Linked DNA regions of Homo sapiens: region 2 is linked to region 1. A link is a loop called in an ENCODE intact Hi-C map of the cell type or tissue named here. Cell type or tissue: K562. All regions are shown on one strand. Links, peaks and the distances in the headings refer to the core of each region. The heading gives the core; the rest is flanking DNA. Region 1 overlaps ZNF496-DT (ZNF496 divergent transcript). Region 2 has its middle 28 kb from the start of MIR3916.

Region 1 (15,899 bases), core at 3,208-11,207:
TAAATAAATTAGGAGAATTAAAAATTGTGGCTGGGCCAGGTGCAGTGGCTCACACCTGTAATCCCAGCACTGGTGGGGACTGAGGCAGGAGGATCACTTGAGCCTGGGCAACAACTGAGAACTTCTCTCTACAAAAAATTTCAAAAATGGACCTGGTGTGGTGTCATGTGCCTGTAGTCCTAGCTACTTGAGAGACTGAGGTGGGAAGATTGCTTGAGCCCAGGGTTTGGGGCTTCAGTTCACTAGAGATGATTGCATCCACCATTGCACTCTAGGCATGGCAACAAAGCAAGACCCCGCCCTCTAACTCAAAAAAAGTTGCAGTTAGACAAGAAGGATAAATGATAAGTATTTAAGGTGATGAATACAGTAATTAGCTTGATTCAATAATTACACACTGTATACATATAGTAACATCACTGTGTACCCCATAATTATATATGGTTATATAATTAAAATTTGTCAAAAAATAAAAATAAAATTTTAAAATTAAAAAAAGTTAAAGGTTGAAAGGAGGAAAACTACTTTTATGAAATCGAACAAAAATATGAAATGCCACCTAGACATTTACTTAACAAGAAATGTGCAAGATCTATATGAAGAAATGTTTTAAGTACTGAGAGTCACCAAAGAAAGCTTGAACAAAGGCTGAGATAAACCATGCCCTAGGCTAAGAAGTCTCATGTATTAGACTGTTCTTGCCTTGCTCTAAAGAAATACCTGAGACTGGCTAATTGATAAAGAAAAGACGTATAATTGGCTCACGGTCCTGCAGGCTGTACAGGAGGCATACTGCTGGCATCTGCTTAGCTTCTGGGGAAGCCTCAGGAAATTTACAATCATGACAGAAGTCAAAGGGGGAGCACACACACCATATGGCCAAAGCAGGAGCAAGAAAGTGTGAGGGGGAGGTGCCACACACTTTTAAATGACCAGACCTCATGAAAACTCAGGATCTCGAAGACAGTACCGAGGGGATGGTGTCAAACCATTTATCAGAACTCCTCCCCCATGATCCAATCATCTCTCACCAGGCCCCACCTCCAATATCGGGGATTACAATTCAACAGGAGATTTGGTAGGGACACAGATCCAAACCATATCAGCTCAGTCCCAGAAATCTGATATTTCTCCCCCAGTTAATCTAAATAGTTAACATAGTTGGGGGAGAAAAGGGAGAACTACACAGAATAATGTGAGAAAAGCCAGAAAACTCTGAAAAGGAAGTGTAAAGATGAAAAAGTAATCCCTGCAGATATTAAAATATTTTAGAAACTAGAGTTGGCGGCGGGGTGCGGTGGCTCACGCCTGTAACCCCAGCACTATGGAGGCCAAGGCAGGCGGATCACCTGAGGTCAGGAGTTCGAAACCAGCCTGGCCAAAATGAGAAAACCCTGTCTCTACTAAAAATACAAAAATTAGCTGGGTGTGGTGGCGCGTGCCTGTAATCCCAGCTACTCAGGGGCTGAGGCGGGACAAGTGTTTGAACCCGGGAGGTTGCAGTGAGCCAAGATCGTGCCACTGCACTCCAGTCTGAGGGACAGGGTGAGACGCTGTCTCAAAAAAAAAAAAAAAGAAAAGAAAAAAGAAAAAAAAGAAACCAGAGTTGGCTTTTGGAGGCAGGACAAGAAGGGCTTGCTCCTCGGCGGCCATTGTGTTTTTGTGCGCTCTTGGATGGGGTTATGTCCCACATTGTATTTGTTTATGTCTGGCCCCCAACTAGTCCATGGCCTCGGGTCCATGGGCCCCAGTATATTCATCTCTGCGTACCCAGTGCCCAGATTGCTTGACACACAAAGGGAGCTCAGGGAATGACGCAAGGAGCAACACCTGCATCGCACGACCTTCCTCCTCCCTCCGTGAAGGGACACGTGTGTGGGGCGAGCAGCGCAGCCAGGTCATGACCTTCCTCTCCCTCCCTGAAGGGACACGTGTGCGGGGAGGGCGGGGAGAGCAGCTCGTGGCCAGGTTGGCCGCACGTGATGCTAGCGTGCTCTTTACTCTCCAGGTTTCGGGTGTCTATGTTATACCTCCAAATGTTGAAATTATTCATATCAGTAAGGTTCTCCATTCACATTGCAAGTGTTCTGTTTGCTTTATGCGAAGGTGTTCTCCCATCAGCTCCCTTACCACTGCCATAACAAGAGCCAAGCTGCCGACATCCCTTCCCTGACAGAGGGTGCTTTTGTACTTCTCAGCTCCTGTCCAAGAGCCTCAGGATGATAGACAGCCTCCTCTGTTCTCCTGGAAACACCCCTCCACCTCCAAATCTGTCAGTCATGGTGCCTGGAACCACCCAGAGCCATCTGTTGTCCCTGTTAAAATAATCACGTTACTGGAAGTTTGGTTTCTTCTGAGGCCTCTCCCCTTTACTGGTAGATGGCCACCCTCTTGCTGTGTCCTCACATGCTCTTCCCTCAATATGTGTCTGTCCTAATCCACGCCTCTTATATGCACACTCACAGGGCACCCTACATACAGTTGCCTCCTTGTCCCGTCTCTTCCAGGGATCAGCACCATGCTTTGCAAATAGGTGCACAATCAATGCCTATCAGATTTATATGCACTAGTTAAAATGAACTTGATTCATTTTTCTTGATAATGTTAATTCAATCCTTATGAAAAATTATGTCCAAGAGGTATGCAAGGCACTTTGTAAACATCACCCTACTTAATTCTCTGAACTGGCTTTGTCAGAGGCATGCGAACCAGAACTACTCCATCTCGAATGGGCTGGGTAAAATGAGGCTGAGGCCTACTTGGCTGCATTCCTAGATGGTTAAGGCATTCTAAGTCACAGGATGAGATAGGAGGTCGGCACAAGATACAGGTCATAAAGACCTTGCTGATAAAACAGTTTGCAGTAAAGGAGCCGGCCAAATCCCACTAAACCCAAGATGGCTATGAGAGTGACCTCTGGTCGTCCTCACTGCTACACTCCCGCCGGCACCATGACAGTTTACAAATGCCATGGCAATGTCAGGAAGTTACCCTATATGGTCTAAAAAGGGGAGGCATGAATAATCCACCCCTTGTTTAGCATATAATCAAGAAATAACCGTAAAAATGGGCAACCCACAGCCCTCAGGGCTGCTCTGTCTATGGAGTAGCCATTCTTTTGTTCCTTTACTTTCCTAAAAAACTTGCTTTCACTTTACTCTATGGACTCACCCTGAATTATTTCTTGCGCGAGATCCAATAACCCTCACTTGGGGTCTGGACAGAGACCGCTTTCCTGTAACAGTTTTACTCACAACACATCTGACACCAAACCTGTGGGTTTTTTTCTTCTACACAGCAGGCACCAACTAGGTATCCTACAATTCAATTCTGACATGTCTACCTGGAGCTAGAGTGAAATCCCACAGGTTATGGGCTTGGTCCCACAAAACTGCCCCCACTTCATGGAAGTTCCAGGTTTGTTAACCAGCACTTTTGACTGACCAGCTATAAATTCAAGGGTTCCCACACACAATCCCTCTATCTCAGGTTTGGTAAATCAAGAGAATGGGCTCACAAAACTCAGGAAAGTGCTTTACTTCCTGTTACCAGTTTATTATTATAAACAGCACAACTCAGCAACAGCCAGATGAAAGACACAGACAGGACAAGGTATGCGAGGCAGAGTCAGCGCTTCCACACCTTCACCAGGCACAACACCCTCCCAGCACACGAATGTGCTCCTGAACCCAGCAGCTCTCCAAACCTTTTCTTTAGGTTTCTTATGGTTCCATTATTTAAGCATGAATGATCAAATCACTGGTCATTGGCGATTAAACTCAATCTCCAGCCCCTGTTCTTTCCCTGGAAGTCACGGACTGGAGCTGAAAGTTGCAAGGCAAAGTTGATTCCCCTGGCAACCAGCCCTCATCCTCCAGGAGTCACCTCATTAGCATAAACACAGGCATGGATGAAAGGGGCTCGTTAGGAATAACAAAAGATTTCCTCTTGCCCCTATCAGTCAGGGAATTCCAAGGGGTTTAGAAGCCTCCATCAGGAAACAGGGACAAAGACCAAATATCTAATTCTTATTATCACAGATCCTCACAGCCATCCTGTCTGGCGTGTACCGTTAACAACGTCCTCATTCTATCGATGATGTAACTGGTAGATAATAATCACCACATGAATTATAGCATTTTTTAAAATTATACTTTAAGTTCTAGGGTACGTGTGCACAACGTGCAGGTTTGTTACATATGTATACATAAACCATCATTCTGAGCAAACTATCGCAAGGACAGCATTTGTTATATATAAACAACAGTTCTGTAAATTATAGATCGTACTCTACATTGCAATATATATAATCACACATGTACTATGTATAAGGTATTATCATATAACCTAAAAGAAGTAGACATCAGTACTTGTTATTGCATTGTATATTATGTATACTAAATTATTTCTAAAATAACCCTGTGTGGTGAGAACTACTTGATCCTTATTTGATGAGTGAGGAAACAGTGCTAAGAGAAATTACATAACATGCACATACCCACTAGTATGTATGTCTCCTAAAGAAATTCGGATTCATGCTCACAGTGATACGTGTACAAGGGTCCTCAGTGAGGAACTGTTTGCAGCACCAAGAGAGTAAAAACTGCAAAGGGGGAATCATATCAGTGTAACCGCCCAGTGGCTTCACCTTGCTGCTGCCTGGACAGAGCCGATTTCTCAAGAGAGCGGAATTGCAATAGAGAAAGAGTAATTCACGCAGAGCCGACTGTGCAGGAGACAACAGTTTCATTATTACTCAAATCACTCTCCCTGAGCATTCGGGCAGCAGAGTTTTTAAGAACAACTTGGTGGGTGTGGGGAAGCCAGTGAGCCAGGCGTGCGACTGGTCAGAGCTGAAATCCTAGGGAGTCGGAGCTGTCCTCTTGTGCTTACTCTGCTTCTGGTGGGGACGCGGGACCGGCTGGCGAGTCCAAGTGCAGCCATCAGTTGTCAGAAGTGCAAAAGCCTGAAAACACATCTCAAAAGGCCATTCTCAGGTGCTACAGTAGCGATGTTCTTTGCAGGAGTAATTAGGCAAGTTGCAAATCTTGTGTCCTCTGGAATAATGGCCGGTAATTACGCTTACGGCTCAGTAGAATTCAGGCCCCTGTCATCCTCCTAACTTGGCGGCCTTTCATTAGTTTTACCAGGGCAGTTTAGTTTTGGGGAAGGGCTGTTATCATTTAAACCATAAACTAAATTTCTCCCGAACTTAGCGTGGCCTGTAACCACCCAGTGGGTTCACCTTGCTGGCTGCCTAGATGGAGCCGATTTATCATGACAGGAGAACTGCAGTAGAGAAAGAGTAATTCGCGCAGAGCCGGCTGTGCAGGAGCCTTGTTTTATTATTACTCAAATCAGTCTCCTCAAGCATTTGGAGATCAGAGGTTTTAAGGACAATTTGGTGGGTGAGGGGAAGCCAGTGTGTCAGGAGTGCTGATTGATTCGGTAGGACATTAAATCATAGGGAATTGAAGTTGTCTTCTTGCACTGAGTCAGTTCCTGGGTGGGGGCCACAAGATCACATGAGCCAGTTTATCCATCTGGGTGGTGCCAGCTGATCCATTAAGTGCAGGGTCTGTAAAACATCTCAAGCACTGAGCGGTTTAGGGAGGGTCACAATCTTAGAGCCTCCAGCTGCATGACTCCTAAACTATAATTTCTGATCTTGTGGCTAATTTGTTAATCCTACAAAGGCAGTCTAGTCCCCAGTCAGGAAGGATGTTTGTTTTGAGAAAGGGCTGTTATCGTCTTATCGTCTTTGTTTTAAACTATAAATTAAGTTCCTCCCAAAGTTAGTTCAGCCTACACCCAGGAATGAACAAGGACAGCTTGGAGGTTAGAAGCAAGATGGAGTTGGTTAGGTCAAGTCTCTTTTGCTGTCTCAGTTACGATTTTGCAATGGCAGTTTCAGGCCCATGCTTAGGAATGAGCTAAGAGAGCCAGCCTGTGAGGCTAAAAGCAACATGGAGTCAGCCATGTCAGGTTTCTCTGACTGTCTCAGTGATAATTTTGCAATGGTGGTTTCATCCGCACATCTACGCTGCATCTGACGTGTTGCTAAGTGAAGAAAGCTGTGTGCCACATACATGTATCTCCTCATCCAACTGAAATTTTTTAAAAATTGTTTTAATTTTTGTGCAGATAATACAGACATGTACCCCACCACACACAATGTAAACTGCAAAAGCAAAAAACCGAGATGCCTCGTCCACAGTTCAACCCTCTGCGAACAGAGCCATCCTGGATAAAAGGTATGCCTCCAAAATATCTAAATATAGATAAAGATATATCGAGAGGGAAATAATGATATATAAGCGCCCATTCACATTTGTGTGTGTGCGCCTGTGTATCAACAAATAACACACATGTACCGAAGTGTTATGGTTTATTTCCTTCTCACAACCAACTCTAAACAAAGCCATGATACTGCCCAAAGTCAGCAAGACGGAGGCCAACCAGCTGGCTGGCCTCCTTTAGGAGCTTCAAACTTTTCAATCCCAAATTCAATAGGAAGAAGGAAGAAGAAATAATGAGGAAGAGGGAGGAATACGGAGGCGGGGAGGGGGCAGAGGAGAAAGAAAAGGCAGAAACAGAAAAGAGGGAACAATGTCCCGTACCTTGCTTTGCTCCTGCAAAGTAAAGGCCACCTGAGGAGGGTCGGGGTGAATCCTTCACATGGGTGGACAGAAAAGCGAACACTTTCCACCAGAGGGCGCGGGAAAGGGGCCTCAGACTTGCTCGGCTGAAACCCAACCTTGTAAGAAAAAACAGAAAAGGCGCTCAGTGCTGGTCCCAGCACCCAGTGTGCGCTGGCTGCAGGCACCGGGTGGGCCTGAGCGGCTGCGGGGCTCGGTGCCCTGGGCTCGCACCGGGGGTTGGCGAGGGGCGCGGGGCGCGGGGCGCGGGGAAGCCTCTGCAGGGCTGGTCGCTTTCACACTCCCAGTAACATAGACTGGGGCGCTGGGGAAGCTGTTAAAGAAGCCAGGCTTCGAGATGTAACACGCCCCGATTCGTTTCATTTTTTCTTTTTTTTTTTTTTCTTTGAGACGGAGTCTCACCCGGTTGCCCAGGCTGGAGTGCAGTGGCGCGATCTCGGCTCACTGCAACCTTCGCCCCCGGGCTCAAGCGATTCTCCTGCCTCAGCTTCGGGAGTAGCTGGGATTACAGGCGCGCGCCACCACGCCCGGCTAAATATATATATATATATATTTTTTTTTTTTTTTTTTTTTTTTTTTTTTGAGATGGAGTCTCGCTATGTCGCCCAGGCTGGAGTGCAATGGCACTATCTCAGCTCACTGCAACCTCCGCCTCCTGGGTTCAAGCGATTCTCCTGCCTCAGCCTCCTGAGTAGCTGCGATTACAGGCACATGCCACCACACCCGGCTAATTTTTTTTGTATTTTTAGTAGAGATGGGGTTTCACCATGTGGGTCAGGCTGGTCTTGAACTCCTGACCTCGTGATCCGCCCACCTCGGCCTCCCAAAGTACTGGGATTATAGGCGTGAGCCACCACGCCCGGCCTAATTTTTGTATTTTTAGTAGAGACAGGGTTTCACCATTTTGGCCAGGCTGGTCTCGAACTCCTGACCTCAGGTGATTCGCCCGCCTAGGCTGGGATTACAGGCGTGAGCCACCGCGCCCGGCATATTTTTTTTGTACTGTCAGTAGAGATGGGGCTTCACCATGTTGCCCAGGCTGGTCTCAAACTCCTAAATTCGAGTGACCCGCCCGCCTCGCCCCCTGCAGTGCTGGATTACAGGCGTGAGCCTCAGTGCCCGGGTTTCCCATTCATTTTCTAGCTGGACACGGAAGGATGTGACCGAGACGCTGACGGCGTCCGTACTGTCCTCGGCGCCCTCTGGTGGTCACAGCCAAGTACAACTTGCGGAACAATTCAGCTCCAGCTAAATTTGGCAGTGCCAGGGATGGGTCTATCACTCTTCTGGGAGGAAAACGCATGACCTTGCAATTTGTTTTAAGAACGACCATAGTGGGCTGAGCGCAGCGGCTCACGCCTGTAATCCCAGCACTTTGGGAGGCCGAGGCGGGCGGATCACGAGGTTAGGAGTTTGAGACCAGCCTGGCCAACATGGTAAAACCCCGTCTCTACTAAAAATACAAAAATTAGCCGGGTGTGGTGGCGCGCGCCTGTAATCCCAGCTACTCGGGAGGCTGAGGCAGGAGCACTGCTTGAAGCCGGGAGGCGGAGGTTGCAGTCAGCTGAGATTGTGCCATTGTACTCCAGCTCTGGGCGACAAAAACGAACAAACAACAACAAACAAACAAACAAAACGACAGGAGCGACCGGATCACAGGCTCAGGCCTGCGATCTCAGTACTTTGGGAGGCCAAGGCGGGTGGATCACACGAGGCCAGGAACATGCGAATCGCTTGAACCCAGGAGGTGGGGGTTACAGTGAGCCAAGATCGCGCCACTGCACCCCAGCCTGGGCAACTAAGCGAGACCGTGTCTCAAAAAACAAACAAAAAAAAAACAGGGCCTGTGCCTCTCCACGGTCACCCTTTACTAAATGTGCATGTGCGTGTTCCCACTAGTCCCGGGAATGGACGCCACGTCTCCGCAGCACCTGCACGGCTGGAATACCGCAGAATTGTGACAGGCATTGGAACCAGAGCAATTCCATCTTGAACATGGGCTGGGTAAATTGAGGCTGAGACCTGGAAGGCTGCACTCCCAGACAGTTAAGGCTTTCTAAGTCACAGGATGAGATAGGGGGTAGGCACACGATACAGGTCATAAAGACCTTGCTAATAAAACAGGTTGCAGTAAAAAAGCCGGACAAATCCTACCAAAACCAAGATGGCCACGAGAGTGACCTCTGGTTGTCCTCCTTGCTACACTCCCGCCAGCGCCATGACAGTTTACAAACGCCATGGCAACCTCAGGAAGTCACCCGGTATGGTCCAAAAAGGGGAGACATGAATAATCCACCCCTCGTTTAGCATATCATCAAGAAATAATCATCAAAATGGGCAGGCAGCAGCCCTTGGGGCTGCTCTGTCTGTGGAGAAGCCAATCTTTATTCCTTTACTTTCTTGATAAACTTGCTTTCACTTTACAGAGTCACCCTAATTCTTTCTTGTGCGAGATCCAAAAACCCTCTCTTAGGGTCTGGATTGGGACCCCTTTCCAGTAACAGAAGCACAAATACGGTTTTGTCGCCCACATTCTAGGGCTTCTGGATGTGCAAATACGGCTTTTCCCCCCGCATTCTAGGGCTTCTGGATGTGCAAATACGGCTTTTTCCCCCGCATTCTAGGGCTTCTGGATGTGCATTCTGGGCAGGCCTTAGATTCCAGGGTTAGCCACTGCAGTGACTGCTCAAGATCACTCCTTGGCCCCAGGCCAGACAGGGTGCAGAGGATGACTGTCCCAGGATGGATCACCCCAGAATCCCCAGTAGCAGCACATTACTTGTAAAAAACATTCTTTTCAGGATTTGTCCCACTCGAGACACTTTAATTTTAGAATAGGCTACACGACTGCTAATGAGTAGTAAGAGCAGACACTGTGCTTGGAGCCATAATAAACCCTCCTCCACTGGGAGTGCATCTTCACTTTCCCATTCCTGGAGGTGAGAAGAGAGAGTAGCTGAGAACATTCTGAGTTATGTAAGGCATACAACATTTATTTATTTATTTATTTTGAGACAGAGTCTTGCTCTGTGACCTAGGCTGGAGCGCAGTGATGTAATCGAGGCTCTCTGCAGCCCCTGCCTCCCGGGTTCAAACAATTCCCCGGGAGGCATACAAAATTTATCAGGCTCAGAGAGACAGCAGTATGGGGGGGCGGGGGCAAGGCGGGGGCAGTTGTTTAAAGGCATTTTGTTCCTGACTAGCTGCATCACCTATTATCTCCATGTTGCTAGCGTTTGTGATACAAAGAAAAATGTATAGCTAACCAATAGCTTATGTTATTTTAATGTAAATTTTTTATAAACAGCTGAGGAACTGCCTCTTTCATCCTTTAAAAACTCACTTGCAACTGCTGCTAATTGGAGGATATATTCAGAGCAACTTGAATCTATCTCTCCCGGCTTACAGTCCTCAAACTTGGCCCAAATAAACTCCACTTATATTAATTTTGCCTCAGTTTCTTCTTTAATCAACAAAGGGAAGGGAAGTGCCTAAGGGAAGTGGGGCTGCCTAAGAATGCTCAAAGCAAGCCCACCACTGAGGTCTGGGCAGAGAGTGATACTTCAGGCTTTACTGCTCCTCTCAACCTGGGAAATTTTCCTTTTGTTTTGCATTAAAATACAGTGGGGGCAACCAAACTCCCTCGATGAAAAAACGGATAAGGACAATTTGAAAAACACAAATAACTGAATACTCATTCAGCTTTTAAAAGACGAAATTGGCCAGGCGCGGTGGCTCACACCTATAATCCCAGCACTTTGGGAGCCCAAGGCGGGTGGATCACAAGGTCAGGAGATCGAGACCATCCTGGCTAACACGGTGAAACCCCGTCTCTACTAAAAATACAAAAAATTAGCCGGGCGTGGTGGCGGGCGCCTGTAGTCCCAGGTACTCAGAGGTTGAGGCAGGAGAATGTCGTGAACCCGGGAGGCGGAGCTTGCAGTGAGCCGAGATCGCACCACTGCACTCCAGCCTGGGCGACAGAGCCAGACTCTGTCTCAAAAAAAAAAAATTCAAAATTTTGTTATATGGACAATAGGGATAAATCTTGAGGACACTATGCCAAGTGAAATAACCAAGTAACAAAAGAGATACTGGGCCAGGTACGGTGGCTCACACCTGTAATCCCAGCACTTTGGGAGGTCCAGGCAGAAGGATCACGAGATCAGGAGATGGAGACCATCCTGGCCAACATGGTGAAACCCCGTCTCTACTAAAAATACAAAAATTAGCTGGGCGTAATGGCGCATGCCTGCAGTCCCAGCTACTCAGAAGGCTGAGGCAGGAGAATCACTTGAACCAGGGAGTCGGAGGTTGCAGTGAGTGGAGATCGCGCCACTGCACTCTAGCCTGGCGACAAAGGGAGACTCCGTCTTAAAAAAAAAAAAAAAAAGCCAGTGGCACAGTAATCATTCTCCTACAATTACCCATGCTATGTGAGTTAAAATAAAATTTTGTATGCTTATCTCCCTGTTAATCTGCCTATTGTCAGTTGATTTTGCAGCAAAACTTCAGAGAGTGAAGCAGCTTTCTCTTGGCCCCTACAGATTTGGCGCTGTGAGCAGGATCACCAAAACTGTTTAGCTCTTCTGAAGCCAGGAGTCCAAGGAACCTGGGGCCTGACAGGCCAGCAGAAGGGGAAGAATTTGGGAGTAGTTAGATTCTTGGCATCTGTAAAAAGTAAAGTAGAGGTTCCTCTTCAAAGACTTTCCTCCCCATCTAATTAGGAATAAATAGTAACTTCTATTAGAAGCAAAATTTATTCAAAGACCTGTGCTAACATTCTTAAATATCTGCTAGCCGTAATAAAGAAATCAATGTTCTTTATGTTCTTAGCTCCCACAATTTAGCCTAAATATCTGCCCTGGCATGCTTATACTGGTCCAAGTAAGCATTAGGTCACAGCCTGTTCCTCTTCCTTATTTGAAGGTGTTTTTACCTTTCTCAGCATTCCACCAGTTACTTCCTCTTTCCTTTGTTCCCCTCTACCTTTGCCTCTTTTAAAAAGTTCTAAGTTGCTAGCCAATCGAGACAAATACAGAATGTGAGGTCCCGCTCCAGCCAGTGGAAACCAGACACAGCAGTAGGGAGGACGCGTCAGGTTATAAATGACCCTGTCTCCTTTGTTCAATGCACTCTCATGGCAAAACTGCTGATGAGTGTACCCTTTCTGCAAGAAGTAAAAATGGCCTTACTAAATAAATTAAATTCATGTTCAAGTGCTATTTCTTTACCGCACCAAGGAAGAAACATTTCAAACAGCATCTGTCTGTGCAATCCAATCAAGCAGACAGTAAAACTGTTTCCTTTTCCTTTTCCAAATTTAAGATAAATGGAAAGAAAGAATTTATTTATTTATTTAGAATCAGCTCTGTTGCCCAGGCTGGAGTGCAGCGGGACAGTCATGGCTCACTGCAGACTTAACCTCCTGGACTCGAGGGATCCTCCTGCCTCAGCTTCCTGTGTAGCTGGGACCATAGGTGCACTCCACCATTCCCTGCTAACTTTTTGATTTTTTTGTAGAGATGGAGTCTCAGTTGTTGAGGCTGGCCTCAAACTCCTGTGTTACTGGAAAGGGGTCCCAATCTAGACCCCAAGAGAGGGTTACTGGACCTCCCACAAGAAAGAATACAGGGCGAGTCCATAGAGTAAAGTAAAAGCAAGTTTATTAGGGAAGTAAAAGAAACAAAAGAATGGCTACTGCATAGGTACAGCCGTGGTGTGAGCTGCTCAACCGAGTATACCTACAGTTATTTCTTGATTGTATGCTAAACAAGGGGTGAATTATTCATGAGTTTTCCGGGAAAGAGGACTGGATTTCCAGGAACTGAGGGTTCCTCCCCACTTTCAGACCATATAGGGTAACTTCTGGATGTTGCCATGGTATTTGTAAACTGTGGTGGTGCTGGTGGGAGTGTCTTTTAACACGCTAATGCCTTATAATAAGTATCACATAATGAGCAGTGAGGATTACCAGAGGTCACTTTCATCAGCATCCTGGTTCTGGTGGGTTTTGGCCGGCTTCTTTACCACATCCTGCTTTATCAGTGGGGTTGTTGTGACCTGTATCTTGTGCTGACCTCCTAACTCATCCTGTGACTAAGAATGCCTAAGCTCCTGGGAGCCCAGCAGTTCTCAGCTTTTTTTTACCCAGCCCATCTTCAAGATGGAGTCCCTCTTGTTCAAATATATCTGACATCTGGACTCAAGGAATCCTCCTGCCTTGGCCTCCCAAAGTACTGGAATTACAGGGTGAGCCACTGCACCCAGCCAAGAAAAGCATTTATACAGGCTAATTTTAGACACACAAACGCTGGTTTATTTTTGGTATGACTATTTCATGTTGTCTGATCTTTTTCCTTTCAGAAACATTCTTTTTTTTCCTGTGTCTCTGTCTTGCTGTCATAAAGATTCCCTCTCATCTTGCTTAATATCTTTTATGTCAGGCTCTCAAGAGCCTGACTTGTGACCAAGTGGGGAGCACTCTTGCTTGGTCTCTACCAACCCGGGGAGTGGTTGGGGGAGTGGCATGACTTTTGGGACTTTTGGGTCATGTGTGTTGGTCAGTTGTATTAGTCCATTTTCACTCTGCTTACAAAGACATACCCAAGACTGGGAAGAAAAAGAGGTTTAATTGGACTTACAGTTCCACATGGGCTGGGGAAGCCTCAGAATCATGGCAAAGGGCAAAAGCCACTTCTTACATGGCAGCAGCAAGAGAAAATGAGGAAGAAGCAAAAGTAGAAACCCCTGATAAATCCATCAGATCTTGTGAGACTTATTCACTATCACGAGAATAGCATTGAAAAGACCAGCCCCCGTGATTCAATTACTTCCCCTTGGGTCCCTCCCACAACATGTGGGAAATCTGAGAGGTACAATTCAAGTTAAGATTTGGGTAGAGGCATGGCAAAACCATATCATTCCACCCCTGGTGGCTCCAAATCTCATGTCCTCACATTTCAAAACCAATCATGCCTTCCCAACAGTCCCCCAAAGTCTTAACTCATTTCAGCATTAACCCAAAAGTCCATAGTCCAAAGCCTCATCTGAGAAAAGGAAAGTCCCTTCCACCTATGAGCCTGTAAAATCAAAAGTCAACTGGTTACTTCCTAGATACAATGGGGGTACTGGTATTGGGTGAATACAGCCGTTCCAAATGGGGGAAATTGGCCAAAACAAAGGGGTTACAGGGCCCATTCAAGTCTGAAATCCAGCAAGGCAGTCAAATTTTAAAGCTCCCAAAATGATCTCCTTTGACTCCAGGTCTCACATCCAGGTCACACTACTGCAAGTGGTGGGTTCCCATGGTCTTGGGCAGCTCTGCCTCTGTGGCTTTGCAGGATACAGCCTCCCTCCCGGCTGCTTTCATAGGATGGTGTTGAGTGTCTGCAGCTTTTCCAGGTGCATGGTGGAAGGTGTTGGTGGATCTAGCATTCTGAGGTCTGGAGGATGGTAGCCCTTTTCTCACAGCTTCACTAGGTGGTGCCCCAGTAGGGACTCTGTGTGGGGGCTCCCACCCCACATTTCCCTTCTGCATTGCCCTAGCATAGGTTCTCCATCGGGGCCCCACCCCTGCAGCAAACTTCTGCCTGGGCATCCAGGCATTTCCATATGCCCTTTGAAATCTAGGCAGAGGTTCTCAAACCTCAATTCTTGACTTCTGTGCACCCACAGGCTCAACACCACATGGAAGCTGCCAAAGCTTGGGGCTTCCACCCTCTTCTACCCTCTGAAGCCACAGCCTGAGCTGTACATTGGTCTCTTTCAGCTGGGACACAGGGCACCAAGTCCCCAGGCTGCACACAGCCTGGAGACACTGGGCCTAGCCCACAAAACCACTTTTTCCTCTGGGCCTCCAGGCCTGTGATGGGAGGGGCTGCCATAAAGGTCTCTGACATGGCCTGGAGACATTTTCCCCATGGTCTTGGGGATTAACATTAGGCTCCTTGCTACTTACTTGCAAATTTCTGTAGCCAGCTTGAATTTCTCCCCAGAAAATGGGTTTTTCTTTTCTCTTACATTGTCAGGCCACGAATTTTCCAAACTTTCATGCTCTGTTTCCCTTTTAAAACTGAAGGCTTTTAGCAGCACCCAAGTCACCTCTGGAATGCTTTGCTGCTTAGAAATTTTTTCCATCAGATACCCTAAACCATCTCTCTCAAGTTCAAAGTTCCACAAATCTCTAGGGCAGGGGCAAAGTGCCTTCATTCTCTTTGCTAAAACATAACAAGAGTCAGCCAGACTCGGTGGCTCACGCCTGTAATCCCTGCACTTTGGGAGGCCAACGTGGGTGGATCACCTGAGGTCAGGAGTTTGAAAACAGCCTGGCTAACATGGCAAAACACAGTCTCTACTAAAAATAGAAAAATTAGCGGGGAATGGTGGCGCACACCTGTAATCCCAGGTACTCGGGAGGCAGAGGCAGGAGAATTGCTTGAACTTAGGAGGCGGAGGTTGCAGTGAGCCGAGATGGCACCACTGCACTCCAGTCTGGGCAACAGCCAGTTCCCAACAAGTTCCTCATCTCCATCTGAGACCACATCAGCCTAGACCTTATTGTTCATATCACTATCAGTACTTTCGTCAAAGCCATTCAACAAGTCTCTAGGTAGTTCCAAACTTTCCCACATTTTCCTGCTTCTTCTGAGCCCTCCAACCTCTGCCTGTTACCCAGTTCCAAAGTTGCTTCCACATTTTCAGGCATCTTTTCAGCAATGCCCCCCTCTACTGGTACCAATTTACTATATTAGTCTGTTTTCATGCTGCTTACAAAGACATACCCGAGACTGAGAAGAAAAAGAGATTTAATAGGACTTACAGTTCCGCATGGTTGGGGAGGCCTCAGAATCATGGCGGAGGGCGAAAGGCATGTCTTCCATGGCGGCGGCAAGAGAAAATGAGGAAGAAACAGAAGCAGAAACCCCTGATAAACCCATCAGATCCCATGAGACTTATTCACTATCATGAGAATAGCATGGGAAAGACCAGCCCCCTATGATTCAATTACCTCCCCCTGGGTCCCTCCCACAATACGTGGGAAATCTGGGGGATACAATTCAAGTGGAGATTTGGGTGGGGGCACAGCCAAACCACATCACCAGTCTAAAAAGACTGGGAACCCCCTGACAAGTAAGATACTAAGCAGCACACTCTGCTCTGAATGTGCCGAGCACTCAAGGTCATTTGTATTAAGTCCCATACATAAGGGACTTTTGTCATGGCAATGCTTGTTTGTCC
Region 2 (15,899 bases), core at 4,317-12,316, 140 kb after region 1:
GATCATCACATTTTTAAACAGGGTGATGAGGGGAGTCTCCATCTGCACCACTTGCCTCCTAAGCGTGCTCCAGGCCATCACCATCAGCCCCAGCACCTCCTTCTTGGAAAAGTTTAAACATATTTCTGCAAATCACACCTTAGGCTTCATCCTCTTCTCATGGGTCCTCAACATGTTCATTACTAATAACCTTTTGCTTTTCATTGTGCCTACCCCGAATAGGATTGGGGCCAGTCTTTTGTTTGTCACTGAGCACTGTTATGTTTTGCCCATGAGCTACACCCACAGGAGCCTGTTTTTCATACTAATGGTTTTGAGGGATGTCATCTTCATAGGACTCATGGTCCTCTCAAGTGGCTATGGGTGATTATTTTGTACAAACAAAAGAGACTGTCCCAGCACCTACATAGCACCAGCGTCTCCCCAAGAGCCTCCCCAGCAAAAAGGGCCTCCCAGACCATCCTATTGTTGGTGAGCTGTTTTGTCTTCTTATATTGGGTGGACTTCATATTCTCATTTTCAGTGGTTGTGACATGGATAAACGACCCTCTACTGGTATGATTCCATATGCCTGTGGTCAATAACTATGCCATAATTAGTCCTTTAGTCTTAACCTATGCTGATAACAAATATTCAAGATTGTTCAGACTCTTTGGAGGAGAATAATTAAGGTTTATCAAAAGTGATGAAAATTTACAACTAGAAATGCATTTGATAGTCCCCCAAATAGTTTTACATGTTGCATAGGGTATTTCTCTGAATACATTCATTCAAGGTTATTACTAACCCTGTGTTATATCAATCATAACGATCTTTGTAATATGATTAATATGATTAGCAAATGCAATTGAGTAAATTGTGCACATCAGTCATATGTCTACAGGATTTTTGTTTCTTTGCTTTCTTTCTTTTTATTTTTTTGAGACGGAGCCTCGCTCTGTCACCCAGGCTGGAGTGCAGTGGCGCCATCTCGGCTCACTGCAAGCTCCGCCCCCCCGGGTTCCCACGAGGCGCCCTTCCCACCAGGCGCCCGCCACCCTGGTTCCCACCAGGCGCCTGCCACCACACTGGGCTAATTGTTTGTATTTTTAGTAGAGACGGGGTTTCACTATGTTAGCCAGGATGGTCTCAATCTCTTGACCTCGTGATCCGCCCACCTCGGCCTCCCAAAGTGCTGGGATTACAGGCGTGAGCCATTGCGCCCGGCCACACTATTCTTGTTTGTATATAAATATCCCGTTTTATTTATCACACTTTTTTGATCTCCCACATGTATCTGCATTTCCCAATTTTGTTATGTTTTTATTTTTACTTATTTCTATATATTTTTTTGAGACAGGGTTTCTCTCTGTCCCTCAGCCTGGGGTGCAATGGCACAATCATGGCTCACTGTTCCCTCGACCTCCTGGGCTCAAATGATCCTCCCACCTCAGCCTTTGAATAGCTGGGATTACAGGCACACGCCACCACACCTGGCTAATTTAAAAAATTTTTTTTGTAGAGACAGGGTCTCGCTGTGTTGCCGAGGCTGGTCTCAAACTCCTTGGGCTCAAGGAATCCTCCTGCAATCCTCCTGCCTTGGCCTCTCAAAGTGTTGGATTATAGGTATGAGCCATCCCTCCTGATCTCACTTTATCATTTCTATAAAATTCAAAGTCTTTATTTCAAATATTGTATCTTTGTTTTCCCTCTTTTCTACTTCTGAATTTTCAACATGATTTAAATTAGACCTGCTCATTTTATTATTTGTATCTCCTAATCTCTTTCATATATTTTAGATCTCTCTGCTTTCTCAGTTGCATTCTAAACATTTTATTCAGCCATGTAGCTTAGTTATCATTTTACCTGAAGTCTGTATCAACTGCCATTTAACAATTCAATTTATTTTCATAGCTGTGATGCCAGTTTATTTTTTATATTTTTTATGTTGATACATAATATGTGTACATATTTATGGCATATGTATAATATTTTGTTATATGCATATAATGTGTCATGATCAAGTTGATGTATAGGGTATTCATCAACTCAAATTTTTATTTGTAATTTTACAAAAAAATTTTTGGAGATAGGGTTTCACTCTGTCACCCAGGCTGGAGTGCAGTGGAGTAATCATGGCTCACTGCAGTCTCGACCTCCTGGGCTGAAGAAATTTTCCCACCTCAGCCTCCTAAGTAACTGGGACTGCAGGCACATACCACCACACCTGGCTAATTATTATTATTATTCTTGTAGAGATGGGATATCACTCTTGCTCAGGCTAGTCTCAAAATCCTGGCCTCAAATATCCTACTCCCTTGACCTCCCAAAGTGCTGGGATTACAGGAATGAGCTAGAGTGTCCAGCCTGTTTATTATTTGTATGTGTTGGAAACCTTTCAGTTCTCTCTCAAAGCTATTTTGAAATATACAATACATTGTTATATATAGTCAGTTACTCTGCTATCAAATATTAAAACATTTCTTATATCTAACTGTATGTTTGTACCCATTAACAACCTCTCTTCTTCCATCAACAACCATCTACGCACACTTCTCAGTCTCTGGTAGCTATCATTCTTCTCTCTATCTCCGTGAGATCAACTTTTTTTGCTCCCATATGTAAGTGAAACTATTCAATATTTGTCCTTCTGTGCCTGGCATACATCACTTAACATAATGACATCCATTTACATCTGTGTTGCTGCAAATAACAAAATTTCAGTTTTTTTAAAGGCATAATAGTACTTTATTGTGCACATACCCTACATTTTCATTCACTGATGGACAATTTGGTTGATCTCATATCTTTGCTATTGTAAATACTGTTGCTATAAACATGCAAATGTAGGCATCCCTTTGATATATGGATTTCCTTTTCTTTTGATAAATACCCAGTAGTGGGATTGCTAGATGGTATGGTAGTCCTATTTTTAGTTAGTTTTGTTTGTTTGTTTGTTTGTTTTTGGGTTTTTTTGGTGACATCTCCATACTGTTTTCCATAGTGGCTGTACTGACTTACATTGCCACCAACAGTATATAAGTTTTCTTTTCTCCACATTCTTGCCAACGTCTCTTGTGTTTTCCTTTTAATAACAGTCATTCTAACTGGGGTAAGATGATATCTCATTCTGGTTTTGACTTATATTTCCCTTGTGACTGGTAATGTTGAGCATTAAAAAAAAAAAACCTGTTAGCCATTTGCATTTCTTCTTTTGAGAAATGTCTATGTATGTCCTTTGCACACTTTTTAATGTGATTGCTTTTTACTATTTGAGTATATTTTGGATGTTAGTTCTTTATCAGATGAATAGTTTGCAAATATTTTCTTCCATTCAACAAGTTGTTTCTTTGCTCCATTGATTGTTTCCTTTGCCATGTAGAAGTTTTTTTATTTAATAATATTTTCCCATTTGTCTGCTTTTGTTTTTGTTTTCATTTTCATTGTGTGTGTTTTTGATGTCTTAGCCATAAAATATTTGCCTAATGTTCTGAAGTGTTTTCTGTGTGTTTTTATCTAATAGTTTTATAGTTTCAGGTCTTATGTATAAGTTCATAATTCATCTTCAGTTTATTTTTGTATATGGTGAGAAATAGGGGTCCAGTTTCATACTTTTGCATGTAGATATCCAGTTTTCCCAGCACCATTCATTGAAAATAATGTCCAACACCCAGTGTATGTTCTTGGAGCCTTTGTGGAAAACCAGTTGGCTGTAAATACATGGATTTATTTCTCTGTTCTATACTCTGTTCCACTGGACTATGTGTCTCTTTTAAACTCAACCATGCTATTGTTGTTACTTTTGCCTTGTAATCTATTTCATTTACTTTTCTTTTTCTTTTTCTTTCTTTTTGTTTTAATTTTTGTGGGTACATAGTAGGTATACATATTTATGAGGTACATGAGATGGGGTTTGATACAGGCATGCAATGTGAAATAATCACAGCATAGAGAATGGGGCATCTATCCCCTCAAGCATTTATCCTTTGAATCACAAACAATCCAATTACACCCTTTAAATTATTTTAAAATGTACAATTAAATTATTATTGACTATAGCCACCCTGTTATGGCATCAAATAGTAGGTCTCGTTCATTGCTTCTAATTATTTTTTGTATCCATTAACAATCCTCACCTCCCCCCAACACACATCCCTCAGTGACCCTTCCAGTCTCCGGAAACCATCCTTCTACTCTCTATCTCCATGGATTCAATTGTTTTGATTTTTAGATCTCACAAATAAGTGAGAACATGTGACATTTATCTCTCTGTGCCTGGCTTATTTCATTAAACACAATGATCTCCAGTTCCATTCATGTATTCATGTTGTTGCAAAGGACTAGATCTGATTTTTTTTTTTTTTTTTGCTTAATAATACTCCATTGTGTATATGTACCATGTTTTTTAAGATTTATTTTTTATTTAATACGTTTTTGGGGAACAGGTGGTGTTTGGTTACATGAATAAATTCTTCAGTGGTGATTTCTGAGATTTTGGTGCACCCATCACACAAGTAGTGTACACTGTACCCAATGTGTAGTCATTTATCCCTCATCCCCCTCCCACCCTTTCCCTGAAGTTCCCAAAGTCCATTGTATCATTCTTATTCCTTTGTGTTCTCATAGCTTAGCTCCCACTTATGAGTGAGAACATACGATGTTTGGTTGTCCATTCCCGAGTTATTTTACTTAGAATAATAGTCTCCAATTCCATTCAGATTGCTGCAAATGCCATTATTTCATTCCTTGTTATGTCTGAGGTAGTATTCCATGGTATATATGTACCACATTTTCTTTATCCATGCGTTGGTTGATGGGACATTTTTTTCTGCAATTGCAAATTGTGCTGCTATAAACATGCATGCGCAAGTATCTTTTTCGTATAATGACTTCTTTTCCTCTGGGTAGATACCCAGTAGTCGGATTGCTGGATCAAATGATAGATCTACTTTTAGTTTTTTAAGGAATCTCCACGTTGTTTTCCATCCTGGTTGTACTAGTTTACATTCCCACCAGCAGTGTAAAAGTGTTCCCATTTCACCACATCCTTGCCAACATATATTATTTTTTGATTTTTTTATTATGGCCATTCTTGCAGGAGTGGGGTGGTATTGCATTGCGGTTTTGATCTCTATTTCCCTAATAATTAGTGATGCTGAGCATTCTTCCATGTGCTTTTTGGCCATTTGTATATCTTTTTTTGAGAATTCATCTCCTTAGCCCACTTTTTGATGGGATTATTTGTATTGTTCTTGCTGATTTCTTTGTAGATTCTGGATATTAGTCTTTTGTCACATGTAGAGATTGTGAAAATTTTCTCCCACTCTGTAAGTTGTCTGTTAACTCTGCTGATTCTTTTGCTGTGCCGAAGCTTTTTAGTTTAATTAAGTCCCGCCTATTTATCTTTGTTTTTGTTGCATTTGCTTTTGGGTTCTCGGTCATGAAGTCTTTGCCTAAGTCAATGTCTAGAAGGATTTTACGTTTTTTTATGGTGCCAATTTAAGACAGTTTTTATTTAAGACACTATATTTTCCAGTTAAAATACAGTATTTATAAAGTGCAATGTTATTTCCTTCCCCTGTGCATATGTTCCATATTCAAGTATTGAGACTACCCAGTTACTTACTATATTAGCTGAACTTTTTTAAACTGCCACAGAATTTGCTACAAATTTAGGTCCTTCAGTGTTTCAAAATGTGTGGAACAATGCTACATCTATAGTTGGGTTGGCTTAATCAACCTCTTCAATGGTGGGCCCTGAGGAAGCACCATCAGAGGGAGGAGCTCCACCATCAGGGAATCCCCCAGGCATTCTTCCTGGCACGCCTCCTGCAGTCTGGTATACTTGGTAATGATGGAGTTGCAGACTTTCTCCAGCTCTTCCTGCTGATGTTCAAATTCTTCCTTCTCAACAGTCTGATTTTTATCGAGCCAGCTGATAGTTTTATTACACTTGTCCAGAATCTTCTGTTTGTCTTCATCATTAATCTTGCCTTGAAGTTTCTCATCTTAGACAGTTGCTTTCTTGTTGAATGCATACGACTCAAGTGAATTCTTAGATGACACTTCATCCCTCTGCTTCTCATCTTCAGCTTTGTACTTCTCAGCTTCCTGGACCATACATTCAATGTCTTCCTTGCTCAAATGGCCCTTGTCATTAGTGATAGTAATCTTGTTCTCTTTTCCTGTACTCTTGTCCACAGAAGAGACATTGAGGATGCCATTGGCATCAATGTCAAAAGTGACTTCAATCTGAGGAACACCACGGGGTGCAGGAGGTATGCCTGTGAGTTCACACTTGCCACGCAGGTTGTTATCCTTGGTCGTGGCACGCTCACCTTCATAAACCTGTGAATAAGCACACCAGGCTGGTTGCCAGAATAGGTAGTGAAGGTCTGTGTCTGCTTGGTAGGAATGGTAGTATTACGCTTGATGAAGACAGTGGTGACTCCACCAGCAGTTTCAATACCAAGGGAAAGAGGAGAGACATCTAAGAGGAGCAACTCTTGAACATTTTCAGACTTGTCTCCAGATAGGATGGCTGCCTGAACAGCTGCACCATAAGCAAGAGCTTCATCAGGATTGATGCTCTTATTCGGTTCTTTTCCATTGATGAAGTCTTGGAGAAGCTTCTGAATCTTGGGGATATGAGTAGAACCACCAAACAGGACAATATCATGAATCTTTGACTTGTCCAGTTTGGCATCTTGAAGGGCTTTCTCTATGGGGTCTAGGGTGCTATGGAACAGGTCAGCATTCAATTCTTCAAATCGGGCACAGGCAATGGACATATAGAAGTTTATTCCTTCATAGAGAGAATCGATCCCAATACTGGCCTGGATGCTGGAAGAGAGAGTACACTTAGCATGTTCATAAGCAGTATGGAGGCATCTTACAGCTCTCTTATTCTCACTGATGTCCTTCTTATGCTTGCTCTTGAACTCAGCAATAAAATGGTTGACATTCGGTTGTCAAAGTCTTCTCCACCCAAGTGGGTGTCTCCAGCTGTAGATCTGACCTCAAAGATTCCATCCTCAATAGTGAGGATTGACACATCAAAAGTCCCACCTCTCAGGTCAAAGGTCAGCACATTTCTTTCAGCTCCAACCTTTTTGTCTAAGCTGTAAGCAGTAGCAGCTACAGTTGGCTCACTGATACTTCTAAGTACATTGAGACCAGCAATAGTTCTAGCATATTTGGTAGCCTGATGCTGAGGGTCATTAAAGTAAGCTGGCACTGTGACCACAGCATTGGTAACCATATTCCCAAGGTATGCTTCTGCAATTTCCTTCATCTTTGTCAGAACCATAGAGGGTACCTCCTCTGGGTAGAAGCTTTTGGTCTCTCCCTTGTATTCCACTTGGACCTTGGGCCTGCCAGCATCATTCACCACCATGAAGGGCCAATACTTCATATCAGGCTGGACAACAGCATCATCAAATCTGCATCCAATTAGATGTTTGGCATCAAAAAACCATGTTGGTGGGGTTCATTGCAACTTGATTCTTTGTGGCATCACCTATCAATCGTTCAGTGTCTGTAAAGGCAACATAGCTTGGAGTGGTTCGGTTTCCCTGATCATTGGCAATTATCTCTACTTTCCCGTGCTGGAAAACACCCACACAAGAGTAGGTGGTGCCAATATCAATATCAACTGCAGTTCCCTTCAACATGATTGCTGGTATGTAGGCCTGTCTCTGGCTACAAAGAAAGACACAGAAACCCTGAGAGCTGCAGGTGAGTTCAATGACAGAAGGGTTTTTTCTGATGTCATCTTGTAGAAGCTTTATGGTGTCAGGTCTTTGATTTAAGTCTTTGATCCATCGTGGATTGATTTTTGTATAAGGGGAGAGGTGAGGATCCAGTTTCATTCTTCTACATGTGGCTTGCCAGTTATCCCAACACCATTTGTTGAATAGGGTGTCCTTTCCTCACTTTATGTTTTTGTTCAGTTTTTTGAAGATCAGTTGGCTGTAAGTATTTGGCTTTACTTCTGGGTTCTCTATACTGTTCCATTTGTCTATGTGCCTATTTTTATACCAGTACCATGTTGTTTTGGTGACTATGGCCTTACAGTATAGTTTGAAGTTGGGTAATGTGATGCTTCCAGATCTGTTCTTTTTGCTTCTTCTTGCTTTGGCTATGCAGGGTCTTTCTTGGTTTTCAAGTGATCCTCCTGCCTTGGCCTCCCAAAGTTCTGGGATTACAGGCATAAGCCACTACACCCAGGATTTGCCCACTTTTAAATGAGGTTTTTGAGGGGTTTTCTTGTTGTCGTAAATTTGAGTTCCTTACAGATGATGAATATTAGACTTTTGTCAGATGCATAGTTCACAAGTATTCTCTCCCATTCTGTAGATTGTCTGTTCACTCTGTTGATAGTTTCTTTTGCTAGGCAGAAGCTCATAAGTTTAATTAGATCCCATTTGTCAATTTTTGCTTTCGTTGTGATTGCTTTTGGCATTTTCATCATAAAAATTTTGCTCATTTTTATGTCCAGAATAGTATTGCCTAGGTTGTCTTCCAGGGATTTTATAGTTTTGGGTTTTACATTTAAGTTTTTAATCAATCTTGAGTTAATTTTTGTATATCTTGTAAAAAAAGAGGTCCAGTTTCAGTCTTCTGCATGTGGCTATCAGTTATTCAAGCACAGTTTATTCAATAGGGAATTCTTTCCCTACTGCTTGTTTTTGTCAGCTTTGTTGAAGATCAGATGGTTGTAGGTGTGTGGCCTTATTTCTGGGCGTCTATTCAGTTCCACTGGTATGTGTGTCTGTTTCTGTACCAGTACCATGCTGTTTTGATTAATGTAGCCCTCCTCTATAGTTTAAAGTTGAGTAGTTTGATCACTATAGCTTTGTTCTTTTTGCTTAAGATTGCCTTAGCTATTCCAGTTCATTTCTGGTTCTGTATGAATTTTAAAATAGCTTTTTTTCTAGTTCTGTGGGGAATGTCATTGTTAGTTTAATAAGAATAGCATTGAACCTGTAAATTGCTTTTGACAATATGGCCGTTTTAGTGATACTGATTCTTCCTATCCATGAGCAGGGAATTGTTACTGTTGAGGGTAGTTGTCCAGATTCTTGGCATTTTGAACAAAGAATTGGACAAAACATGCAAACAAAACAAGGCAGCAAAAGCAGAGATTTATTTTAAATGAAAGTACACTCCACAGAGTCAGGGGAGGCTCAAGCAAGCAGCTCAAGAGCGTTAGTTACAGAATATTTTGGGGTTTAAACGCCCTCTAGAGGTTTCCCATTGGTTCACTCTATGCAAATAAAGTAGTGGGCCATGACCAGTCTGATTGGTTGTGGAAAGGGACCAATCAGAGGTACTTTCATTTTCCAACTGCCACGCAGCAACTGCCACAAAGAGAAAGGAGGAATTGAAAGGGGAATAGCCTGTGATATTCAGTCAGCATGAATCAGCCTTAGGTTCCCTGCCTCCAGACCCTAGTCTCCTGCCTCAGAATGTTTTTCCATTTGTTTGTGTTATCTCTGATTTCTTTGAACAGAGCCAAACCATATCACATGGGGTGCATGATTGTTCTTGGTGTCCACTGATTTTTTTTTTTCCAATGCAGCTGCTGGTGCAATTTTCACATTACCCTGTGAGAAATACTTGGATCTTGTAAGCTAACACCAAGAACAATCATGCACCGCGTGTGATATGGTTGGGCTCTGTGTCCCCACCCAAATCTCATCTGAAATTGTAATCCCCACATGTCAAGGGAGGGATTACAATTGGGCAAAGGGATTATTGAATCATGGGGATGGTTTCCCCCATGCTGCTCCTGTGATGGTGAGTGAGTTCTCACAAGATCTAATGGTTTTATAAGTGTTGGAAGTCCCTCCTTCACTCCTTTCTCTCTCCTGCTGCCATGTAAGACATGCCTGCTTCCCCTTCCACCATGACTGTAAGTTTTCTGAGGCCTCCCCAGCCATGCGTAACTGTGAGTCAATTAAACCTTTTTATTTTATAAATTACCCAGTCTTGGGTAATTCTTTATAGCAGTGTGAAAATGGACTAATACCCCATGTGAGTATTTGGAACCTTACAAGTACACCTGGTAAGGGCTCAGAGCCAGATGGTTTCATTTGCTCTCTCGTGCTGCTCTCTGACTGGTAGAAAAATTGGTGAATCACAAAAACATATTTAAAATGGCAACTATGTGAGGCTTGCAAATATGGGAAAGTGAACAAAAAAAGTAATATTTAAAAAGTAGAACACAAAAGAGTTTGCACAGTCTTATTTAAGCTATGCCATACATGTTCATAAACAAGTTTGAAAGAGAATTTGAAAATTATTACAATTTTCAGATAAAATCTATTCTTTCAGTTTAAGTTTAAAAGCATGCATTTAGAAATAAATTGATATGTAAAAAATAAATCTTAGCCATCCAAAAACTTCAAATATCCCAAACAAGTCTTTTTTTAAAGGTGCATGTAAGTCAGATTTTACTATACTTTGAAAAATTGTAATAAATAATGCAGTTGACAAAATAATCTACACTGACATAGAAATAAGCAATTTTCTTATTATTATACTTTAAGTTCTAGGGTACATGGGCACAACATGCAGGCTTGTCACATAGGTATACATGTGCCATGTTGGCTTGCTGTACCCATCAACTTGTCATTTACATTAGGTAATTGTTATAATACTATAATCACTCATAATTATATAATATTGTACGTATTATTACATATGTATGCAGGTCCTCCACTAATGTTATCAATTCCTGGCCAAGGCCACTGTCTGTATAGAGTTAACAGTTTCTCTCTTTGTCTCTGTGTGTGTTTTCTCCAGGTATTCCAGTTTTCCCCCACAACCCAAAGATGTGCACATTAGGTTAATTGGCATGTCTACATTGTCCCAGTAAGAGTGAGTGTGGGCCAGGCATGGTGGCTCATGCCTGTAATCCCAGCACTTTGGGAGGCCGAGGTGGGCAGATCACCTAAGGTCATGAGTTTGAGACCAGCCTGGCCAACATGGTGAAACCCCGTCTCTACTAAAAATATAAAAATTAGCTGGGCCTGGAGATGTGTTCCTGTAGTCCCAGCTACTGGGGAGGCAAAGGCAGGAGAATTGCTTGAACCCGGGAGGTGGAGGTTGCAGTGAGCCAAGATCATGCCATTGCACTCCAGGTTGGGTGACAGATCGAGACTCCATCTCAAGAAGAAAAAGAATGAGTGTGGGTGAGGGTGTGAATGTGCCTTACAATGAAATGGAGTCTTGTCCAGGATTAGTTCCTACCTTGCACCCTGAGCTGCTGGGATGGCCTCTGGCTACTTGTGACCCTGAACTAGAATTAGTAATGTGGGAAATGAATGAATGAATTTATAAAACATATTATAAAATCAATATCTGGCCGGGCGCGGTGGCTCACACCTGTAATCCCAGCACTTTGGGAGGCCGAGGCAGGTGGATCACAAGGTCAGGAGATCAAGACCATCCTGGCTAACACGGTGAAACCCCGTCTCTACTAAAAAATACAAAAAATTAGCCAGGCATGGTGGCAGGCGCCTGTAGTCCCAGCTACTAGGGAGGCTGAGGCAGGAGAACGGCGTGAACCCGGGAGGCAGAGGTGGCAGTGAGCCGAGATTGCACCACTGCACTCCAGTCTGGACGACAGAGCAAGGTAAGGGCTCAGAGCCCCCAAAAAACAAAAAAAAAAACAAAAAACAAAAATCAGTATTTGTAAAGTACGTAATAACCATGCAAATGCACAACAATGCACAATGCAGTAATGGAGTACAGAAGCGCTCTGCTGACATATTTTCTATTTTGAACCCTGAGGTGGTAGGAGGTGCTCTTTGCAATATTTGATTTGCTAACATTTATTCATTCATTTAACCCATCACCACTATGACCACCATCACTTACTGACTCACTAAGAATTGGGTAAGTAATTATCTTACATGTTCATAGTGGTGTGTTCATAGCTCACTGTAAACTCAAACTCCTGGGCTCAAGAGATCTTCCTGCCTCAGCCTTACAAGTAGCTCTATTAACCTTTCTTAAATGTATCTATAGCTCTCATTTATTTCAATGTTTAATATAATAAGTGTTTTGGATCTTTATTTAGAAACTTGGTGATGTTTTTGTTACCAGAAATATGCTATAGGAACTTAACTCCTTTCAATATCAATTAGCTTTCAGTAAAATTGGTTTAATGATACACATTTTTGCTTAAAGTCCCAGTTTCTGAGAACCTACTGATGATTTAAGTAAGAACTTACTGTACTACTGAACATCTACAATAAGGCATTGCTATAAGCACTTTTTATCCATTACCTTTCAAGAATTCTCTCTGAGGTAGGTTTTAGTGTCTTCGATTTAGAGGGCTAATTCATAAACAATATATAGAATTAAATAAGAAACTAAAACATGAAAGACATCCAAAAATACAATGTTGAATTAAAAATGAAGTTACAGAAGCATAGATAGTGGACACCTTTATATAAAGTTGGGTATATACCCAGTAATGGGATTGCTGGGTCAAATGGTCAAATTGCATTTCTCTAATGATCAATGATGTTGAGCTTTTTTTCATATGTTTGTTGGGTACATAAATGTCTTGTTTTGAGAAGTGTCTGTTCATGTCCTTTGCCCACTTTTTGATAGAATTGTTTCTTTTTTTCTTGTAAATTTAAGTTCCTTGTGGATTCTGGATATTAGAGCTTTGTCTGATGGGTTGATTGCAAACTTTTTCTCCCATTCTGTAGGTTTTCTGTTCACTCTGAAGATAGTTTCTTTTTTTGCTGTGCAGAAGCTCTTTAGTTTAATGAGATCTAGTTCTTTTAGTTTTGATGTTAGGTTGTTGATTTGAGATCTTTCTAGCTTTTTGATATGGGCATTTAGTGCTATAAATTTCCCTCTTAACACTGCTTTAGTTGCATCCCAGAGATTCTGGTACATTGTCTCTTTGTTCTTATTAGTTTCAAAGAACTTCTTAATTTCTTCCTTAATTTCATTATTTACCCCAGAGTCGTTCAGGAGTAGGTTGTTCAATTTCTATGTAGTTGTGTGGTTTTGAGTGCGTTTCTTGAGTTCTAATTTGATTGTGCTGTGGTCTGAGAGATTGCTTGTTCTGATTTCAGTTCTTTTGCATTTGCCAAGGAGTGTTTTACTTATGATTATGTGATGAATTTTAGAGTCAGTGCCATGCCTGGTGATGAGAAGAATGTATATTCTGTTGTTTTGAGTGAAGAGTTCTGTAGATATTAATCAGGGCCACTTGGTTCAGAGCTGAGTTCAAGTCCTGAATATCTTTGTTAATTTTCTGTCTCAATAATCTGTCTAATATTATCAGTGGGGTGTTAAAGTCTCCCACTGTTATTATGTGGGAGTCTAAGTCTCTTTGAAGGTCTCTAAGAACTTGTTTTATGAATCTGGGTGCTCCTGTATTGGGTGCATATATGTTTAGGATAGTTGGTTCTTGTTGAACTTTACCATTACGTAATGCCCTTCTTTTTCGATGTTTGTTGGTTTAAAGCCTGTTTTGTCAGAAACTAAGATTGTGAGCCCTGCTTTTTTCTATTTTCAATTTGCTTCGTAAATTTTCCTCCATCCCTTTATTTTGAGTCTATTTTTGTCTTTGCATGTGAGATTGACTCTTGAAGACAGTATACCAATGTGGCTTGATTCTTTATCCAGCTTGCCATTCTGTGTCTTTTAACTGGGGCACTTAGCACATTTACATTTAAGGTTAATATTGTTATTTGTGAAATTGATCCTGTCATCATGATGCTAACTGGTTATTTTGCAGACTTTTTTGTGTGGTTGTGTCATAGTTTCACTGGTCTCTGTACTTCAGTGTGCTTTTGTGGTGGCTGGTACTGGTTTTTCCTTTCCACATTTAATGCTTCTTTCAGGAGCTCTTGCAAGGGAGGCCTGGTGGTGTAGTCCCTCAGCATTAGCTTGCCTGAAAAGGATCTTATTTCTCCTTTATTTATGAAGCATGGTTTGGCTGGATATGAAATTCTGGGTTGGAAACTCTTTTCTTTACAAATATTTAATATTGGCCCCCAGTCTCTTCTGGCTTCTGCTGAGAGCTCTGTTGTTAGTCTGATGGGCTTTGCTTTGTACATGACCTGGCCTTTCTCTCTGGCTGCCCTTAACATTTTTTCTTTCATTTCAACTTTGAATAATCTGATAATTATGTGTCTTGGGGTTGATCTCCGAATGGAGTATCTTACTGGGGTCCTCTGGATTTCCTGAATTTGAATGGTGGCCAGTCCTGCTAGGTCGGGAAAGTTCTCCTGGATGATATCCTGAAGTATGTTTCCCAACTTGGTTTTGTTCTCCCCATCTCTTTCGGGCACCCCATTCAGTCACAGATTTGGTCTTTTACATAATCCCATCTTTCTTGGAGGTTTTGTTTGTCCCTTTACATTTTTTCTCTATTCTTGTCTGCCTGTCTTATTTCAGAAAGATAGTCAAGTTCTGAGATTCTTTCCTCCACTTGATTACAGTAAGGTGTGTGCCTCATTTCGACATGCTGTGATCTGCTGGCTGCCTGGAATTGGCTGAAGCTCAGTGCTTGTGACTGGCTGAGACCCAGCTATCTATACCAAAAAATACACTCCTAAATTGGGTTTTCGTTTATTTGCATACTAAGTTAGGTTGTAGTTTATTACACAGGAACTGAAAGTAGAAAGACAGCATTGGGACAATGGTCTTCCACTTATTTCATTTAACAATTTCTCCCTTGTGATCAGTCTCTCAATTTTGAGACTGGCATGGTCTGATTTAACGAGGATTCCATCTTTATCTTTAGCCTGGTAACACAAGTCATAGAAGCCTGGAGACCCACTCACTAGAAAAAAAACATAAATATTAAAAAAAAAACGTTTAAAGTTAAGCTTGTCATCCACCATTTAGAATGCCCACAAGCAAACTATTAGCTTTTCCTATAAACACATCCATATTCCCTTTTTAGTGTATTTATTATCAGTGTCTTAAGAAACAGGATATCAGCCACCTTTTAAATTAAGCTTTCTGTAGTAGCAAAATCAGGGGAAGAAAAATACAATATTCAGTATTGTTTAGCACCATGTACAACTGTCCAACAGAGTCAAAGAGGAGATGTAAAATTGTACCATGTCTCATTAAGTGCTTCTGGTGAACACATGCTATCATTCACCTTTTGGAGGATGGCTTCGACCTGTCTGAAGCCCTGGGATGTCTGGTTGACCACACAATTTAAGAATTTCACGAACGTATAAATTAGTTTCAAATTCCACACAACTGGTAACCCACTGCCAACAGGAGTGAGCCGCTAGGTTCGCCTCCACTGAAGAATCTTTCTTCAGTAAAAAGTAGCTCATCTTCATCTATTTAAAGGTATCTAGGAGGTGGCTCACACCTGTAATCCCAGCACTTGGGGAGGCTGAGGTGGACGGATTCCTTGAGGTCAAGAGTTCAAGACCAGCCTGGCCAACATGGTGAAACCCCGTCTCTGCAAATAAAAACAAACAAACAAACAAAAAAACAAAATATATATATTAGCTGGGCATATATATAGCTGGGCACACACTGGCAATCCCAGCTACTCAGGAGGCTGAGGCAGAAGAATCACTTGAACTTGGGAGACGAAGGTTGCAGTGAGCCGAGATCATGCCACTGCACTCCAGCCTGGGTAACAGAGTGAGACTCTGTCTCAAAAAACAAACGAACAAACAAAAACAAACAAAAACACAACAAAAATTAAGATAGCTTGTCTTTATCCATTTCAGTTGTTGACCAATTTAACCTCAGGATCAGCTGTCCAACAATGGACATTCTCTCTTAAAATGCTCTGGCTTTCCACACTTGCAACATCCACTCATAGTCTTAGGAGGTTTTCCCTGCATTTCCCTTCTTTCTTGGTGTTGAAGTCTATTATAGCTTTGTCTCCTCTGAGGGGGATCTTGATC

What was found. Hi-C counts contacts between places; a loop is a spot of excess contacts. Peaks named below come from ENCODE experiments on the same cell type or tissue, not always from the same donor. Only the 100,000 strongest peaks of a DNase experiment are listed, where the experiment ranks them.
Region 2: a loop joins it to region 1, with 2.3 times the contacts of the local background. A loop is called at or near these places in 2 of 110 quality-filtered maps.

The regions. Positions count from the first base shown.
Region 1 is chr1:247,364,865-247,380,763 of GRCh38, reverse strand. It overlaps ZNF496-DT (ZNF496 divergent transcript), which reads right to left. Exons shown (of 3, transcript NR_168399.1): 2 at 6,621-6,757; 3 at 3,532-6,107. Among named protein-coding and RNA genes, the nearest start is that of ZNF496-DT, 41 kb to the right of the region's middle. RefSeq lists a silencer at 6,823-6,872. In K562, for the core only: CTCF peaks have their summits at 6,723 (motif pointing right) and 7,859 (motif pointing left); DNase peaks (open chromatin) are centred at 6,693, 7,853 and 9,358; H3K4me3 peaks cover 415 bases.
Region 2 is chr1:247,221,693-247,237,591 of GRCh38, reverse strand. It overlaps the pseudogene LOC343165 and the pseudogene VN1R17P. Among named protein-coding and RNA genes, the nearest start is that of MIR3916, 28 kb to the right of the region's middle. In K562, for the core only: a CTCF peak has its summit at 9,226; a DNase peak (open chromatin) is centred at 9,291.